Regions from separate parts of the Mus musculus genome. Here region 2 is linked to region 1. Evidence: chromatin loops called from intact Hi-C (ENCODE). Cell type or tissue: heart. All regions are shown on one strand. Links, peaks and the distances in the headings refer to the core of each region. The heading gives the core; the rest is flanking DNA.

Region 1 (9,437 bases), core at 449-8,448:
CCCTCTCCAAGACACGTTCCCTGACTTCAGAGAGTGGCACTACTCCACAGGGCCCCTGACAAATACAATGAATGTCCATCCAAGGGGACATTTCTTATTTAAAACTTGGCTTTGTGGGCAGATAATTATGTCCTAAGGTACATTTTAAATATAAGAAAGGACAGCCATTTCCATATATAAAATTATACCATTTAGCTTTATAGCCATATATTTCTTCAACCGGTTAAGTTAAATTTTAGGTAAAGGGCCTGCGGGTCTATTTTTAATATGTATAATTTGGTATTCTGTAGCTTTCTTGGTTAGTAGGCTTCATTTTGATGTGAGTGACCAGGAAGGATTATCGGGAGGACCGTTTCATCCATGCAGCCGAATCCGCAGAGGCTAAAGCTTTATGAAGGGGGAAGGGGAGCCATCTTCCCAAGCAGAGTTTGTAGTAAATAGATTCCCCAAGGCCCCCGGACTGCAGAATATTTCCCTGTGGCTTCACTTTTGTGTGTGAGCTTTGCAGAGCTTGAATGGGCAGTTTAACTGTTTCTCCTCAGGCTCACTGTGCAGGCCTGTCAATAGGATATTTACCCCTGGTCCAGGAAAAGCTGCAATTTACAGTTGAGGGATTTATCTTATAATGATGAAGCAGATCCAATGTTTAAAATAGTGGTATCATTGTAATAGTCCAAATGCCCACCACAATGTGAGGAAATGGGTTTTACCTGTATATAGAATATTTAACTACACCTTAAGGAATTTATTCAGGAAAAACAATTTTAAAAACAGAGTAATGTGGACAATGTTTTTTACTAAGAGAAGATGGAAGAAAAACAGCTGTGACAGAAAACCCTGACAGACTCTCCCTGATGCTGGGATACAGGAATCCCCTGGTTGGTCAACCTCATTAGTCCCAGGTCCCCATCTTCCATCTCTGAGAAAGTGATGTGAACTCTGCAAAAGATGTGTTCTCTAACAGCCCCATCAGTACTGGAGGATACAGCAATACCTCTCCTGGGCATATATCCAGAAGATGTTCCAACCGGTAAGAAGGACACATTCTCCACTATGTTCATAGCAGCCTTATTTATAATAGCCCAAAGCTGGAAAGAACCCAGATGCCCCTCAACAGAGGAATGGATACAGAAAATGTGGTACATTTACACAATGGAGTACTACTCAGCTATTAAAAAGAATGAATTTATGAAATTCCTAAGCAAATGGATGGACCTGGAGGGCATCATCCTGAGTGAGGTAACACAATCACAAAGGAACTCACACAATATGTACTCACTGATAAGTGGATATTAGCCCAAAACTTAGGATACCCAATATATAAGATACAATTTGCTAAACGCATGAAACTCAAGAAGAATGAAGACCAAAGTGTGGACACTGTGCCCCTTCTTAGAATTGGGAACAAAACACCCATGGAAGGAGTTACAGAGACAAAGTTTGGAGCTATGACGAAAGGATGGACCATCTGGAGACTGCCGTATCCAGGAATCCATCCCATAATCAGCTTCCAAACGCTGACACCATTGCATACACTAGCAAGATTTTGCTGAAAGGACCCAGATATAGCTGTCTCATGTGAAACTATGCCGGGGCCTAGCAAACACAGAAGTGGATGCTCACAGTCAGCTATTGGATGGATCACAGGGCTCCCAATGGAGGAGCTAGAGAAAGTACCAAGGAGCTAAAGGGATCTGCAGCCCTGTAGGTGGAACAACATTATGAACTAACCAATACCCCGGAACTCTGGACTCTAGCTGCATATGTATCAAAAGATGGCCTAGTCGGCCATCACTGGAAAGAGAGGCCCATTGGACACACAAACTTTATATGCCCCAGTACAGGGGAACGCCAGGGCCAAAAAAATGGAAATGGGTGGGTAGGGAATTGTGGGGGAAGGGTATGGGGGACTTTTGGGATAGCATTGGAAATGTAATTGAGGAAAATAAGTAATAAAAATATTTTTTAAAAAAAAAGCCCCATCGGGGCGGTGCTTGTCACCCAGTTGTGTTCAATCTAGCTCGTACATCCATTCAAATTTCACAAAGGAGGCTCATCGGGTCCAAGTTCTTGCTGTACAAGTCTGATGACCTGAGATCAATGCCCAGGACCAAGGAGTCCTGAAAATGTTACCCTCTGATGTCTGATTCTCTCTCTCTCTCTCTCTCTCTCTCTCTCTCTCTCTCTCTCTCTCTCTCTCTCTCTCTCTCTCTCTGACATGAGCAGTATGTTGTGCCTTACACACATGCTTCCACCAAACTCTTACATTAACCAAACATAGCCAAGCATGGCCTGTCTTATCAATAACTAAAAATGTCTGTGGAGGTTAAGTAACTGGCCACTCATGCAATAATTACTTATGATTGTGGAGGTTTTCAGATCTTGTTGAGGCTACCAGAGGGCCACCAGGCATGCACCTTGGCCTCTGCAAATAGAACGAGGTACACAGCATCTTCAAGACATCCCAAATCCAGTCATTCTTAAATACTAAACATCGATATCAATAGTATGATATGTCTATATGCACGTGCATGCATGTATAACAATGGCTGTAGAAGCCATCAGATGTCTAACAAGCAACCGTTTGTGATTCCGGGCCACTCTCCAATCAGACTGATAGACTGCTTTGTCTCCACCCAGTTCCTATACCTGATAAAGTAACTAACTTCCTGTGTAAAAGCCATGAGCTTCTGCAATGGCCCTGGGGACGTGTCATCTAAAGAGCTACCATGGAACAGACAGGTTAGGAGTTTCTCATCTGACATCAGTAATGAATAACAGATTACCCTGAGCCATGAAGTCACTCTCGGAGCTATTACCGATGACCCTCCCTGTCCCTGGGCTGAGCTTCCTGCTGGTATTTAATCATAGACCTGCAATGACATCAGAGATCTGGCACTGAGCTTTGTAGAAGGCCGGGAGGGAGTGGCTAAGATAAGTGCCACATGGGAATCTTGGAAGTAATGGCCCAGAGTCCCAACAGCCTTTCGACAGCCTGTATCTAGGTGAGATGACACCGATCCATCCAACAGGCCACCCTGGAAAAGCTTCTCCTGCTGACCCTAAACTGTCTAGTGCACACAGGCTTCCTGAAGAGGCCGTCAGCATCCCATCAATCGTCCAAAAGGAATTAAACATGGAGAAACCGATGTTCTCCCCTCACCCGCCCCCTGGCTCCTAGAACATATGCTCACTGGCAAGGTAGTTTTCAAAAAAGGGTCAAGAACGGTCATCAAAGATTCCCCTCTCTTGCTTCTCAATAGAAGCCTTTGAAATCTAGATTGTAAACCCTTTTCTGTTATAAAAATTGTCAGCAATGATTCAGTCCTCTGACAATGGGATTCAGCCCACCTAATAGCTGTGTTCTCTGTCACAGGCTGCTTCCTTACCCAAACTTGAGGGCCTGGACACTAGGACAAAGAAAAAAAGTGAAAAAGAAAAGAAAATGTAATTTGAGAATATGCAAGGTGGTAACTAGCACTTGAGAGACTGAGGCAGGAGGATGGCAAAGTTCTAAGCAAACCTGAGCTATTCCATCTCGAGAAACCAAAGAATGAAATTTTTTTCAGATGTCTCTTCTTGGAGTTTCTGTGAATCAAAGTGGATGAAAGGTATTTTCAATACTCCACCATCTCACACAGCAGTGTGTGTGTGTGTGTGTGTGTGTGTGTGTGTGTGTGTGTGTGTACACATATACATATATAATATGCAAAAAAGTCAGGGTTCTCCTTCAAGCACAGACCTGAAGTAACTTACCACTACCCAACTTCCCAAACAGATCAGTTGTTTATTTGTTTACTTGCTAACAAAGCCAAACACATATGGTTAATGAAAACCATCAGATGGTGGTGGGTTTAAACGGGAATTCAGGACTAAATCAAGCTAAAGAACAAAACATACAAGGCTGTGTAGGGGCTGGGCCTCAGATGCACCTTCAAAGCCCTGTTACTCTGGGCTATTCATACCACTTTCCTTATTTATGTAAAACCATTTCTGTTTTCTTTTCCAGGAAGAATGCTGCCAATCGCCAGAGGCAGACATGTTTATCAAGCTGAGTATCTTGAAGTCTGACATAAAATCTGTGGCCTTTGGTATAACTGAAAAACACTCTGTCAACACCACGGAGAGAGCAAGCTCGAGGCACTGGCCTCTGCCCAAGGAGAGAAGAGGAATGGACCAAAAGAAAAAAAAATTGACTCAAGTCCAAAAATTACAAAATGAGGGAAAGGCAAACTTGAGGCGAACAAACCTTTTCCATCGGGTCTGGTTAACATCTTGGAAAAGTACCCAGCCCACAAAACGGCCAGTACTTAGGTGAAAGTACAAGTTTTTCTCCCTTTTGGAAAGCCATGTTGTGAGAGCTCTGATGAATACATCAATTCTGTTAGAGCCGAGGATGTCTGTCAGTGCCGTGTTAAAAGACTCACTACTTTACAGACTGGCCCTCGTCAGAAACAAAGTATCCTTCAAACTCCCTGCCCTCAATTACTTGGGCCAAATAGCTGGAGAAAGAAAAGAATAAACTCCGGGTTGGTGGAGACGGGGTTGAGGGGCACTCGTATTCATAGAGATCAACGTAATGCCCTCCCCCTCAATGTCTTCTCTAAGAGAAATAATCAGCGCCCCCCCAAGAAAGGGTTGTTAAAGATTTCCCAAAAGCCTACAGTTGGGTGTTTGAGAAGACAAGCTTGACTAGAGAGAATTGAAATACTGTTCTTAACTTTTCCTTTAAGCCTTCCTCAGGAGTCCCAGGGAAGACATCTACAATGGCCAGACCCCACAGTGCACCAGGATCCAAACAAAAGCTGGAGACCACCCTTAGCCTTTACCACACAGAGCCTGTCAGGGCAACCTGCGCATCCTCCCATGGGCTCTGCTGCCTTATGAGTCACTGGCAACCCCAAGCATAACCTTGTGATTTTTGTTCATCCTGTGTTTTTCCACAGAGTCCCCTACTGGTGCCTCTCCCTGTAGCATCTGTCCACAAGCCCCACCACCCTCAGTTGCTTACACTGGCCATGCAGCCCGAGATGGGAGCCTCGGGATCTTTCCTGCTATGCACGTAGCCAACATTCCACAGGATTTATGTCACACATGGTGGGAAAGAGTGGCCAAGGAGGGGAGTAAAAATAATTCAACTCTGGTTTAATCAAGGGAGGCCGGACCTAGAGAGTGGTAAGATGGCTTCAGGACTATGGACTTAGAAAGTGGGAGAGATATACATACGTATATACATACATATCTACATACATACATACATACACACACACACATGAATGTGTGAGGTGATCCAATGTTCTTGTTTCCAATTCAAATTTTTTTTAGAAAATTTCTTTTACTCTTCGGTCACATTCCAAAAGTGACACAGCACTAAAAGTACATTTGGCAAAAAAATAAAAAAATTTTTTTTTAAATTTTTTAAAAAAAAAGTACATTTGGCTTGGTAGGGTTGGGAGAGTTTTGTGAGGAAAGATGGGGTGAGCTTTCTCTCAAGCGTTTTCTCTGCAGAGTGAGACGAGGTGTAGAAAGGAGTCTGAGTGACACAGCCATGCAAGCCGATAAGGAGGGGTCACATGGGCCAGGTGGGAGGGCAATTTGCCCCAGCTCCTATGCCACCCACTGAAAGTCACCAACCTCAGAATCCCCTGGTTTGCCCACAGGATGGCCTAGTATCCAGACACTAAAAACTCCTTCTTATGAGGAGGTTCGATCAGAGATGCCTGTGGTTGCTATTCCATGGAAGAAAGGCAAGTTAGACATGAAGATGTTCAGTCTTGTAAAGCCAGTCAACACAGGACAGCACTATGAGAACATTCTGACAATTATCTGCAGATGTGCGATTGGAGGTGGGTTATTAACTATTTTCTATGCTCTGAGCTCTCTCCCTCTCTGGCTGGCTGTCTGTCTGTTTGTTGTCTGTGATCCCGTGCTACAGCGCCCTAGTGGCACTTAGAGGATAATGTCAGATCCAGCCTGCGCTAATCAGCCCACCTTGATTTTTTATCTCCTGATAGGGTGGAGCAGAATTACAGACACTTATTAGTATTTCATCTAGACTTTAGGGGAAATCTGAGGCTTCAAAATCAGGTCATCTGGCCCTCTCCATGACCCAGTTTTCTTTAGCTTTGTCCTTGTTCTGTAAGAAGGGAAGATTTATTTTTAGCAACATAAATAAACACTTTAAAACAGAAAAAAAAAAAAACATTACCCACATGCCTCAAACTCCAGGCTCCCCCTCACCCAAGGCATAAAGGCCAAGGGCTCCCTTTCAGTTGAATTAGTAATGTTAAAAAATGCACTTCTCCCAGGTGTGGGGGGTGCTTTCCTATAATGCTAGCACTGGGGAAACTGGGGGATACATGTTCAAGGCTAGTTTGAGCTGTAACTCAAAACCCTGTCTCAAAGAGAAAAGAAATCACATACACGAATCCAAGTATAATGTAGACTATTTTCTCCCAGTCCTTTCTCTGATCCTTTCGTTTTTGTAGACCTCGATCTGAATGTATGGAAAGTTTACTTGATTTTGCATGTGCCTCTAGACTACCTAGACCTGCCATGGCCCAGAAGTCTGCTGCTGTCCAGGACTATAAGTGTGTTCTACTTTGATTGCCATGCACTTGGGATATGGCTGGTCCAAAGTGAGATGTTCTTCTAATGCAAAGTGCACATGAGATGTTGACAGTGAGAGAAGGAAAAAGAGCATGGATGTCTCGTTGATGAATTTATATCAATTATGCATGGGAATGGTATCCTAGAGTTATTGTATTTAATAAAAATGTATTAAAGTGCTTTTAACTATTTCTCTTTATTTATTAAATGTGGACTCTAGAAAATGTGAAATTACCTATATAGCAGATATTAAATTTTTTTATTGAAACAAAATTCTCCAGGATGGAAAATCTGCAGAAATGGAATTCAAGAATCCATTTCCCACCTTTTAGATAAAGGTAGGAGTCACATACACAAATGCTTGACCAAAACCTATCTACGGTACCCAATTAAAACTCATTGTGTTGCCCCTGCTGGAAGTCAGTGGGTAGGTAATTTCCACTCTCTCCAAGAATGGGTGGTGAATCCAGGGTCTTCCCAGGTTGCCAGCACTGGCCAGCTGAGCAAACCTAAAGGTTGCCCTGCTCAGCTCCGGGGAGCCTGAAACCGTTTACTTTGAATGCAGCTGATTCTGTTTCATGGATTCTTTCTCAAGTCTGTGTAAACTGTTCATCAAAAGATGCAGCCCCCACTGGGGACAGCCTTATAGCCTCAGGCCATGCCAAAGGGACTTCCCTTACTTAGGGTCAGTCCATTTCTTCAAGTGCCCCTGGTGTGAAGTGCCAGAGCACTCTTTGAAAAGGCAAGAAAATATTTAAGGAAGAATTCTCGGGACTGAAACCTCCAGGCTACACTGTGACAGGCAGATGCTCCAGAGAGCGACTTAGGTCCACACTCTGTGTTTTACAGAGACAGTGTTTGCAGGGAGAGACATCTGAGAGTGTACGTGGCTCTGACTACAGCTTACTCCACCTTCAGTGGCCAGGCCACCCCACAGCTAGCCTGAGTCTAAAGTTTCCTTTTCTCCTGAGCAGGGCTGGGCTCTCTTTCTCTGCAGCGACCAGAAGAATAAATAAAATCTTTATAATCGACGTGGGGGGGGGGGGGGCATGCCTAGGACATATTTTTCAGTCCAGGGGAGGGTGGGATGATGTTTTTTAAAGAGCAGGGACTCACCAGGTCTGAAGTCACAATGTCAAGACTCGGGAGGCCAAGCAGAGCTTTTAATTCCCAAGTACTCGCTCAAAGGCGGTCCTATGTTAGCCGTTTGCAGAGCTCAGTCATCCTCCATCGAGCCCCTTCTCATCCATTTGATCGGACTGACCAGCATCTTTTTATAGAAATCCAGTCTTTCATGACAGAGAAGTTAAGTAACTCATAGTTTTCTTCAGGAATGAGAATTCCCACATCTTGACTATCTACAATCCCATTGGTCTGTCTTTTTCTTTTCCTCTGAATTTTTAAAACATGACTACAGATTAAAGCACTGAGGAAAATGAAACCATATCACATTTTAAAACAAAATAAAGATCATAATTTGTTTGATTTTTAGAGTCTTACTGTTTTGAATAGAATTTAGGAAGCAAAGCCTATACTTTATTACTTTTAAATACACTCACTGCCCCCAAACACTACTATGTTAAAAGCTGTTATGAAAGATGGCTACAGACGAGCACTTGATTTGGCATGATGTGGGGAATGGAGAGGCTGGCCGTATACAAGGAAGAATCAAAAAAATCTTTTTGCCAAAAAAAGAAAAAGAAAAAAATATTTTTGGCTTTTTTGAGTCAGGGTCTCACTGTTTAGTTTAGGCTAACTTCAAACTCATGGCAATCCCTCTGCCTCAGCTTCCCAAGTACTGATAACACAGGCATGAGCCACCATGGCCCCGTAAGAAGACTCAAATTTGAAAGAGACTTGGGTTCATTTTATAATTTCACTCACATAATTATAGTCATTACACACCTCTCTATCTCTGGTAAAATAAATATATAAAATAAAATAAAATAAAATAAAATAAAATAAAAAAACTCCCAAGGTCTCCTGCAATTTCTCCTCTGTGTGTGCTGTTAAAACAGGCACATGTGCACACAAGTGCACCCAGCATCCAATGAAACCACACTGAGGAGTCCAGTGATTGCCTGCCAAGGTTTACCCCAGAGCAAATATTTACTGCAGAGCTACAAAGCTTCCCTCAAGGAAGACCAAAATGGAAGCGTTTACACACGTGGCAAATACTTTATGCGTGCCTGGGCCACAAGAAAGAGATAGTTTAATAAAAACATTTATGGATTTTGAAAGCAAACACAATCCAAGAGCCTCTGCACATGTGGGAATAGATATTTCAACCTTACACGTTTTCTCCTGAAGATCTTTCCGTTGGCCACAGTGAACAAGGCCCACCGTCCTCTGGGGCTCAGCTAATCCACACCATAAAGCATACACAGCCACAAATAAAAGTATGATCTAAACAGTCCCTCCACGGAAAGGGCAGGGATGGGACCTTCTCTGTTCTTCCCATGCAGACAACCTCCAGCATCGACGATGGCTGCTGCTCATTGAGAAGTGTCGGTGTCTCACCTCACTCTGCTCCTCTCTTTCTCATGTTTACCTGTGCCTTGACCGTACCATAAAAACCAAAAAGTAGGCCTGGTGATGGTGGCACAAGTCTTTAGTCCCAGCACTTGGGAGGCAGAGGCAGGCGGATTTCTGAGTTTGTGGCCAGCCTGGTCTACAAAGTGAGTTCCAGGATAGCCGGGGCTATACAGAAAAACCCTGTCTCGGAACAAACAAACAAACAAACAAAACAAAAACAAAAACAAACAAACAAACAAACAAACAGAACCAAAAAGTAGGAAGGGATGCATGAGTGTGCTTTCCACCTCAGT
Region 2 (9,437 bases), core at 617-8,616, 78 kb before region 1:
CAAGAGAGTGTGTTTGGAAGTGTCTGAAAAGATGAATGTTATTGATCTATTCAAAGTACAGAGGCAGCTGTCACACCCAAATAGCATTAGAGCTAGATGTTTCCTAGTTACGTCTTTGATCTTCAGCAATGATATTGGTCTGGGGATTAAGGATACCTAGGCACATTCATGTTGGCTTTACTTTCTCAAAATCTATGGATTATAATATTGTAACTTTACTAGAGTAATTATCATATAAGTGAATTTTTTAAAAAAAGCTAATAAAGGTCAGGGTGATGGCAAAGTTAGGACTGTGTTACTAGAAACTTAATCCAAATATTTTGGATGTCCCTGTTTCTTTCATAAGGATCCAAGCTTAAACAAAACACCATGCCCTATAACTTTCAAACCTGACCATGACCAGTAGGACATGTTAGACATTTTCTCCCTACTTTTGGGCTTGCATTCTAACAAAACAGAGCCTCCCCCACTTTGAATACTCTAAATGTTTGTCTACTTGGCTTTCTGCATAGTTCACCATATTGCTTTTATATATGAAGGGAGTGATTGTTAAACTAATTCTACTCTGTGATCTTTTTTTATAAAGTCTTCATTGTCTCCTACGCTCTTAGAGCCTAAATCAGTTTATAGTAAAATTCTGGTTACCTTTCTATGGAAAAGTAAAACCTTAGGCTCATAACTTCTTTCTGCCTCCAGGGAAGGGGTAAGTCTTCCTTCCGTGCTGTTTGTACATTGAATGTATTTGAATTCCATTGTGCCTTTATTGTAATATTGTGATTTTAAGGGGAGTGGATATTAAGGAATCTTTGGCAGAAGTCCTTGGTTTTAAAATGTTCCTCTACGCTCCAGATCTCAGCCATTTGTTTCTCTGTCTCAAGGCGTTGACAGGTTCACAACCCTAAGCTGCCAACTCTTATTCGTTTCTGGAACCTCTTCATCCTCCCCACAAACTGGGGGCTTTCTTGGAATCTCCAAGTTTCTTCTGAGACTCTGGAGAGAATGAGTCAGGGAAGAAGAATCTGGACCATCCTGTTCTCATTTGTTTCATACTCTTGATCAACACGTTTTAAATGCTCGGCCTTACAGAACTGATAGGAACCTGACTCTTCTCCAGTCATCCAACAGCTGAATCTATGAAGGTGAGACACAGGAGAAGGACGGCCATGGGAATAGCATAGACCACGAACTCCTGAGGCTGCTGCCCAGCACTGCTTTATGTAGAAGAGTTTCAGACACCTTGGCCAAGTCACAGGCTCTAGCACACCAGCTAGAAAGCAGGAACAGTGTTTTGCAAAGTTCTGCTCATGAAGAGTGTGGTCTGGTCTTTCCTTCAGTTCCTGGTAAAGCCCTTTTGTCTCCAGGTTCACCATTCCTTCCAAGACATTTGTCACTGGGAAACAAAGTCAAACTCCAAATAAGGAACCAACCGAGAGCCTAACACCAACCAACATGCCCATGACCAGCAGGACATTTTAGACATTTTCTCCCTTCCTTGGGGTTTACACTCTAACAAAGCAGAGCCTCCCTTACTTTGAATACTTTAAATATCTATCTACTTGGATTTCTGTACAGGTCACCAGGTAAACACTTTCAAACAGCCTCATGAAATGTATTATTTTGACATTCATGTTTTGGTGTCCTGTGCACAGAAGCAGAGTTCATGCTAGACAGGCACTGACTTCTCTAGACACAGGCGCTCTGTGATGTCTAAAGCAGGTATGTGGTTTTATACAGCTAAAGTCTGAACACCACTTCCTCAGGAGCAATTTAAAAACTCTTGAAAGACAGAAGGATAACACAACAACACAATGTCCGGTCTGCCCACCTGAAGTATCGACATCCACACCCAAGCAAAAGACCAAAGGCAGTAAGGTTGTCCTTTCACACTGGGGTTGGGACCAGAGTTTCTTCTGCATTAGAGTCCCCTTTCATGGATTTTTTTTCCCTAGTAACAGAACATGATATAAATAATTAACATGAACAATAAGTAGAGGCTGGAAATGCCTCAGCTGTTATGAGCACTTCCTGTGCTTTCAGAGGCTCCAGATTCCGTTCCCAGCATCACATGGCAGCTCACAATCAGTTATAACTGCAGTTCCAAGGAAGCCAGTGCCCTCTTCTCACCTCTGAACACAGCAAGTACACACGTGCTGCACATACGTACATATACACATACACATACGTGCAGGCAAAACACTCATACACATAACGTAAAATAACAAATTTTAAAATATTTGACAATTAAAAATTGTAAAAAATAAACTTGTTTTAAGTAAACACAAAGCAATGGCAAGGAGTCACGTTAGAACCAATGACATCAAAACACAAAAAAATGCCCACATGTTAAGTAATGTTCTTGTCGCCTTCGCACTCATAACATACCCGTGGAAGACATCTGAACCTTTTCCTCCATACTTCTTTTGAGAAATAAGTTGTCTTTCCTAGAATGCCATTCTTGTTGCCCTTAATTAAAAAGCAAATAACTGACCCAAAATGTAAAATATTAAAAAAAAAAACCTAGAATCAACAACTTTAAAGCACACACCCTCCCATCACCAATAACAGCACTTAATACACTGAAGAGAATCTGATCCCTTGTTTTCGGCCATTTCCAGACATGCCCTGTGATGTGGAGCCATGGAGCTCATTAATATAGTTATTTTAAGTTTAGTTGCTGGCCTCAATAATTGGAATAACTACTCCAATTATTCTCTACTCTTTGTATGGGCAGACCCAGACTTTCCATGAGGTCCAGAGTTATTATCGAGAAGACAGGAAGCTTGGATTGTGCGTTTAAATGGCTCAGTGATGAAGCCAATAACTTTGAACAAGAGACGTCCTTCATGAGTCTCAGTTTATCCATCCTGCCAACAGGGAACGGACTAGAAACACAGTCTTATCAGCACTCTTAGAGAAAGTGTCACATAAAAAGAAAATAATGCCACATTAGGCCCAGTCTCCTAGAGAACGGAATCAAAGCAGGAATTAAGTTCTGTTTTCTTTGGGAGGTGCAATTCCCAGGCAACTCAACAGAAGTGAAGGAGGGAGCCTAAAGAGCAGTGCAAAGAAATGTATGCAACCCTGGCTTCTGCTGCACAATGAGCCTCAAAGAAAAAGGAGACCAGAGGAGGGAGGGGAAGAGAAGGATGTATCTCTGTGGCTCTTTGCCATGTCCTGCTGGCCTCTGGTTAATGCCATGCACCCCAGCCCAGCCAACTAGGGCTTCCGTGTAGCAGGGATTCAGGTGTGGGACTAGGTGAGAAAAATCAGGAAATTCCGGCACAGTGGTTGGTTGGGAGGGCATCAGCTGCAGGTTGGCTGGGCCCTCCTAAGAATGGGAAGCAGGGCAGAGATGAGCAGAGGGGCGGCTGGATGACAGGAGACGAGGTTGAGAGAATCCAAGGATACCCGTGATGTACATGCAGTGCTGTTGCCAACATTTACCAAGGTGCCGACCAAATTGTCAAAGGACAGGGTCAAAAGCAATAACACTGAAATTTCTGACTCTAAATGGCAACTTTAGGGTGATTTGACTAAATACAATCTTTAAGTGGAAGGGAGAAAATGCTAAAAAGCCATGGATGTGTTTATACTTCCTCTAGAAGTTTTGTTTCATCCATGGGAGAGAGGTAGAGGAGAAAGTATTAGAGAATTAGGCTAGCTCTCTTGGTATTTGGCAAACCACCCTCACTAGGGGAAGCCTTTCCCAGGAGTAAGGCAGTAAGAAAAATTCACGACACTCTCCCCACAGGAGAGTACTCACTCAGCATCCCTGCTTCTGCCTTCTAGCTCTGATGTTCCTGGTGTCCCTTGAGAACCTATTGTCTGGCCCAGGTCCCTACAGTTCAAGCAGGTCTAACCCAACACCAAGCTCCAGAGGCCTGGACCACAAGTTCAGCCAGACAGAGCCATGTGGTTCATGAGTGGCTCAGAGACAGTCTAGGCTAGGACCCTCTCCTCCTCAGCACCAAGACCCAGGGCATTCTCACTGCTCTTAAAAGCTTAAGTGAATCTTAGAAACCCTGACTAACAGAGCCATCATGGGAAAGAGAAAGAGGAACAGAGAGAGACTGGATGGGAAACATTGTTAGAGCCTCTGGATCGCACAAAATATTTGGTTACTTAGCCAATAAGACCTTGTTTTGGCTTAAAGTGATTTTAGTTCTTGTCTGTCAGTTGCCGGTGAAAGATTCTGGATTGCTGGGGCCAGGGGTATATCTACAACCAGTCACAGGGTAATGTGACCAGTCTTGAAGTAAAGAGAAAAACTAACCCCTCTAGGAACTCGGGACAAATAGCATTGCTTCCTGAGTTGTTACTGATTTTACTCAACCTGTCTGAGTCCACAATAATGGCATTTAAAATACCGCTAGCCTGACCAACTCCTGAGTTCTGAGGCTCACGGACATGTTAGCTCGTAGGACTGTTCTCCTGGAGAGAAGGACAGTGCCGCTTTCTCAGCCTCCTTGAAAATTCCATCAGGTTATTAACAGGGAAGGTCACTAGTTGGAAAGGCAAAGCCTCAGCCAGTTAGGATGAGGAGACGTGCCTGCCAATTGATCGTCACCACACCACCTGCCGCACTTCGGAAAATTACCTCACGACATTCTTTGGTCCTTAAGTAAATCTTTAGACTTCATCTTTGAGAAAATGAATCACACATGTGTCTTCCTCCCAAGTGTGATGTGCAGTGATCTGGGTGAAGTGCTGTGGCTGTTTTATATAAACATGAAGGGCATCTGAATGCATAGGATGGTGGGTACCCTGCAGGGCTAATAAATGTCAAGGTTTGGGAGTTATCATCGCTCTGGCACTGACCCTCAGTCTAGGGGTCCTTCCTTGTTCTCTCTCTCTCTCTCTCTCTCTCTCTCTCTCTCTCTCTCTCTCTCTCTCTCTCTCCCCTCCCTCCCTTTCTCCCTCTCTGTATTTTTCCTCTCTTTCTCTCTTTCTCTCTCCCTTCTTCCCTCCCTCCCCTCCCTTTCTCTATCTAAGTGTATGTGTGTCCACATTAATTAAACCTTGAATACTGAGAAGAATTTCCACAAGTGAAGAAGGCTAAGGAAAGGATCCCAGTAAAGACAGAAAGAAAACTGGACTGACTGGAGGTCTTTCTGCTAAAGGAACAGCTCCGTGTGCTTTTAACCCTATCAGGGAAGGGACTGCTAAAGGAACAGCTCCGTGTGCTTTTAACCCTATCAGGGAAGGGACTGCTAAAGGAACAGCTCCGTGTGCTTTTAACCCTATCAGGGAAGGGACTGGGCAGATAGAAGGGATTGAGTGTAGTGGGCCTTCACAGTCCCAGTGGGGTTGCCTGACCCCTGTGTCAGGCTTCAACCCTGATGGAAATGGGCAGAAATTGTCACAGGTGTCACAAAGGTCTGTCATTAATGGCTATTCTAGGAGAGAAAGCAGACCCAAGCAGGCTGGACTCAGGATTAGTATGAGATCAGAAGATGCAAACAGCTCCCTCCTCTGGAGTCGGGTAGATGTGCATTTTAGGAAAAGCTACTGCCTTTCCCATTAGTTCTAAAGAGGTTATCTGTACTATGAAGAAAAGACTAAGATCTGGAATGACAGCTGGTAGAAGGGCTAAGGACCTGGACCGAGACTCTAGGTCACCTGCTTCTAGGTACACTCCTGAACTTCTAAGTTACCTGGGTCAATAAACTCCTTCTTTAGTCTGAGCTGGTCAATGCTAAAGAGTCCTAGCTTTGTGTGCAGCCAGGTAGACCTTGCTCAGCTGTAAGGGCTTACTAGTGCAGCGCTAAAGAATGGTTTAAAGTCTGTACTCTTAATAAATGGCTAGTGCACAGAGACATATGTAGCAGGCACAAAGACTGTGGAGGGATCAGATGAGCATCCAGGGTCAGGGGGATCCACAGAGCCCTCCAGTCTGTCAGGAGAAGTTAAATCTACACCTACAGCTGGCGTCCAACAGCCCTTCCTGCTATTCAAGGCAAGAGCCACAAGAAACGATGACATGAATTTAGACTGCAAATCACTGCCCATGATGTTGGGACAATTTGGATAGTAGCTGTACAACCCAGCAGAGTGACAATACTTCAAGAGGAACAGGTGACTTGTAAGGTCAAAAACGCAGGGCCTGAAACAGCATCACTGTGGCAAATGTGAAGGGTCTGGTTACCTCCCTGCCTGAAACTCAAGACTTGGGGAGGAAAAAAAAAAGGTGCTGAAATGTCTGCAGTTGGTAGTGACACCTGAGAACTGAGTGTGCACGCCCACCCCATACATGAGGAGCAAGCCTTTTGCTGCAAATAGCTTTGAACCTTCTGGCTGCCTTGAACATCTGTCTCTCAGGGGTTGGAGGTGTATCCAGTTACTTATCACATTGAAAGTGATTCTAAGCCGGGCATGGTGGGGGCACACCTTTAATCCCAGCACTCAGGAGGCAGAGGCAGGCAGATTTCTGAGTTCGAGGACAGCCTGGTCTACAAAGTGAGTTCCAGGACAGCCAGGGCTATCCAGAGAAACCCTGTCTCAAAAAGAAAAAGAGAGAGAGAGAGAGAGAGAGAGAGAGAGAGAGAGAGAGAGAGAGAGAGAGAGAGAGAGAGAGAAAGGAAGGAAGGAAGGAAGAAAGAAAGGAAGGAAGGAAAGAAAGAAAATGATTCTAAGTAACACAATGGAGTACTACTCAGCTATTAAAAAGAATGAATTTATGAAATTCCTAGCCAAATGGATGGACCTGGAGGGCATCATCCTGAGTGAGGTAACACATTCACAAAGAAACTCACACAATATGTATTCACTGATAAGTGGATATTAGCCCCAAACCTAGGATACCCAAGATATAAGATATAATTTGCTAAACACATGAAACTCAAGGAGAATGAAGACTGAAGTGTGGACACTATGCCCCTCCTTAGATTTGGGAACAAAACACCCATGGAAGGAGTTACAGAGACGGAGTTTGGAGCTGAGATGAAAGGATGGACCATGTAGAGACTGCCATAGCCAGGGATCCACCCCATAATCAGCATCCAAACGCTGACACCATTGCATACACTAGCAAGATTTTATTGAAAGGACGCAGATGTAGCTGTCTCTTGTGAGACTATGCCGGGGCCCAGCAAACACAGAAGTGGATGCTCACAGTCAGCTAATGGATGGATCATAGGGCTCCCAATGGAGGAGCTAGAGAAAGTAGCCAAGGAGCTAAAGGGATCTGCAACCCTATAGGTGGAACAACATTATGAGCTAACCAGTACCCCGGAGCTCTTGACTCTAGCTGCATATATATCAAAAGATGGCCTAGTCGGCCATCACTGGAAAGAGAGGCCCATTGGACTTGCAAACTTTATATGCCCCAGTACAGGGGAATACCAGGGCCAAAAAGGGGGAGTGGGTGGGCAGGGGAGTGGGGGTGGGTGGATATGGGGGACTTTTGGTATAGCATTGGAAATGTAAATGAGTTAAATACCTAATAAAAAATGGAAAAAAAAAAAAAGAAAATACCACAGTGAAACCTAATTCTCCAGGAATTAATAAAAATAAAATGAGATGGCATTATAAAAAAAAAAAAAAAAAGAAAATTCCAAGGTACAGTGGCCCCCGACTAAACTATAGGAGACTGACCAGACTCCATCATGAATCACAAGATAAACTTCTTGCAAAGAGATGCTGGTTTCTGATAGAGAATCTGCAATGTACTGATAAAAGGCCCCATGGAAACTGGACCTTTTTTTTTTCTTCATTAAAAATGGGGGCAAAGGAAGGAAAGCCCATAATGACAGATAAGGCCTTGTCTAAGGTGGATCCTGAGTCAGAAACAAACAAGTGACTTGGATCCTGTATGAACTTCTCAGCTCTCTGGGACAAATGACAAAGTACACAGGCCGTTTGTAAGAATAAGAGTGGACAGGCCCAACAGCCAAGGGGTCACAGGCCTTACACTATGCACACAGAGAGATAGGAACGTGATAGATGACCGATTAATAGTGTGGTGGCTAACCATGGTTATCAATTTGACTGAATTTACATCACTAGCGGCTAGGCACTCCTGTGAGAAATTTTCTTTATCAGATTACTTGAGTCAGGGAGACCCATGATAGAGTTGGGCCACACCTTCTGGTGGCAGCTGACATAGAAGGACATGATAAAAAGAACCTGGATTTTGCCAGCTTGCTCTCACACTTGCTGACTGTGATGACAATGGGCCATTCCAGAAGGAAATTCCACTTTAACCTTCCCTTCAGTTTGCAAGAGTGCTGAAGACAGGCCTACCTGCCCACACTAAACTGCAAAATTCTTTCATGTATGTTTTTGACACATGTGTCAGGAGTTTACATGTGCACAGCAATAAACAGGATATCTTCCACTTATGTACTTCATAAAAGTTCAGAGAACGTGTTTTTTTTTTTTTTAAAAAAAAAAAGCCTATGCAAAAAACTGTGCTAGTTGGTTCCTGAATTTACCACACAGCACAGGAAGAGTTAACCACTCCCCACCATGTCAGTATCCATGAAGTCACTGTCTTAGGGGAACAGATTTATAGTTCCAGCCTCAAGTCTGCCCCCCACCCAGACGAGCTGTTCTGGGGACATTCTAACTGTCCTGAGCATGTGGGATCCACAGCTGTTCTTGTAAAGCTAAATGCCAACCACCTCCCTGCCCATTGGCCAGTTGCCTCCTCTGAGGCATTTACGTTTATTTATTTATTTGTTTACTTATTTGTTAGATTTATCACATTTGCAGGCTGTGCCATTTGGCCCTTGGGTCAAGATAAATCACTTCTAAAACTTTAATGCCACCCTTAAGCACCACGTGTCCTACCCTTCCCCTGACAGACTTTCTAGAGGCTTTTCAAGGGCAGAAATTAGATCCATCTTACAAATAAACACACTGGGAACAATGGAGCTTAAATGTACTGTAGAAGGAAAACTAAGTTCCAGGGAAAACCTGGAGCGAGGACTGAAGCGCTCTGCCCTGCCTGACTGTTAGAAGTTGTCACTGATTTTCAGCATCTTCAGTGAGTCTTCATCCATGGCTGCTTTTGCAAAGAGAAACTTTTCTGATTGATGCCAAGAGTGGCATCTATCTACAAGTAAAAACGTAAACATTTATAATGTGTTTTGGTCTCAAGTCAACTTAGTTAAGCAACAGTAGGAAGATTCCCCGTCCCCGCCCACCCCTTCTCTCTCCTTGGCACATCTAAGGTATGTACTCCATAGGATTTATCATCAGGTATGAGAAGAAAGCTAGCAATTCCTTGAGAGAATGCATCTTGGAATGGAATGGAAGGGAAACTTTGCGGATGCTGCCATGCCATGGGGAGTGGAGATCCCCACTTCTCTCAAGGCCTGGGGGTGCACATGGAGAGAGCTAACCAGTCACAGACTCAGCATGTTATTGGCTAATGCCATTTAAATTACACTAAATCATCTTTCCATAAACTCATCAAACTCTTCACAAATAAAATA

What was found. A loop is a pair of places that touch in the nucleus more often than their neighbours do. Peaks named below come from ENCODE experiments on the same cell type or tissue, not always from the same donor. Only the 100,000 strongest peaks of a DNase experiment are listed, where the experiment ranks them.
Region 2: a loop joins it to region 1, with 2.5 times the contacts of the local background. A loop is called at or near these places in 4 of 42 quality-filtered maps.

What each region holds. Positions count from the first base shown.
Region 1 is chr6:51,158,475-51,167,911 of GRCm38, forward strand. Gm32328 (a long non-coding RNA gene) reads right to left here and starts at 7,972. Exons shown (of 4, transcript XR_377663.2): 1 at 7,726-7,972. Gm52901 (a long non-coding RNA gene) reads left to right here and starts at 5,659. Exons shown (of 2, transcript XR_003956431.1): 1 at 5,659-5,846; 2 at 6,540-6,795. In heart, for the core only: CTCF peaks have their summits at 4,965 and 5,958; DNase peaks (open chromatin) are centred at 2,907, 4,237 and 4,987; H3K4me3 peaks cover 410 bases; H3K27ac peaks cover 3,322 bases.
Region 2 is chr6:51,080,310-51,089,746 of GRCm38, forward strand. No RefSeq gene overlaps it. Among named protein-coding and RNA genes, the nearest start is that of Gm32190, 16 kb to the right of the region's middle. In heart, for the core only: a CTCF peak has its summit at 5,470 (motif pointing left); a DNase peak (open chromatin) is centred at 1,012; H3K27ac peaks cover 386 bases.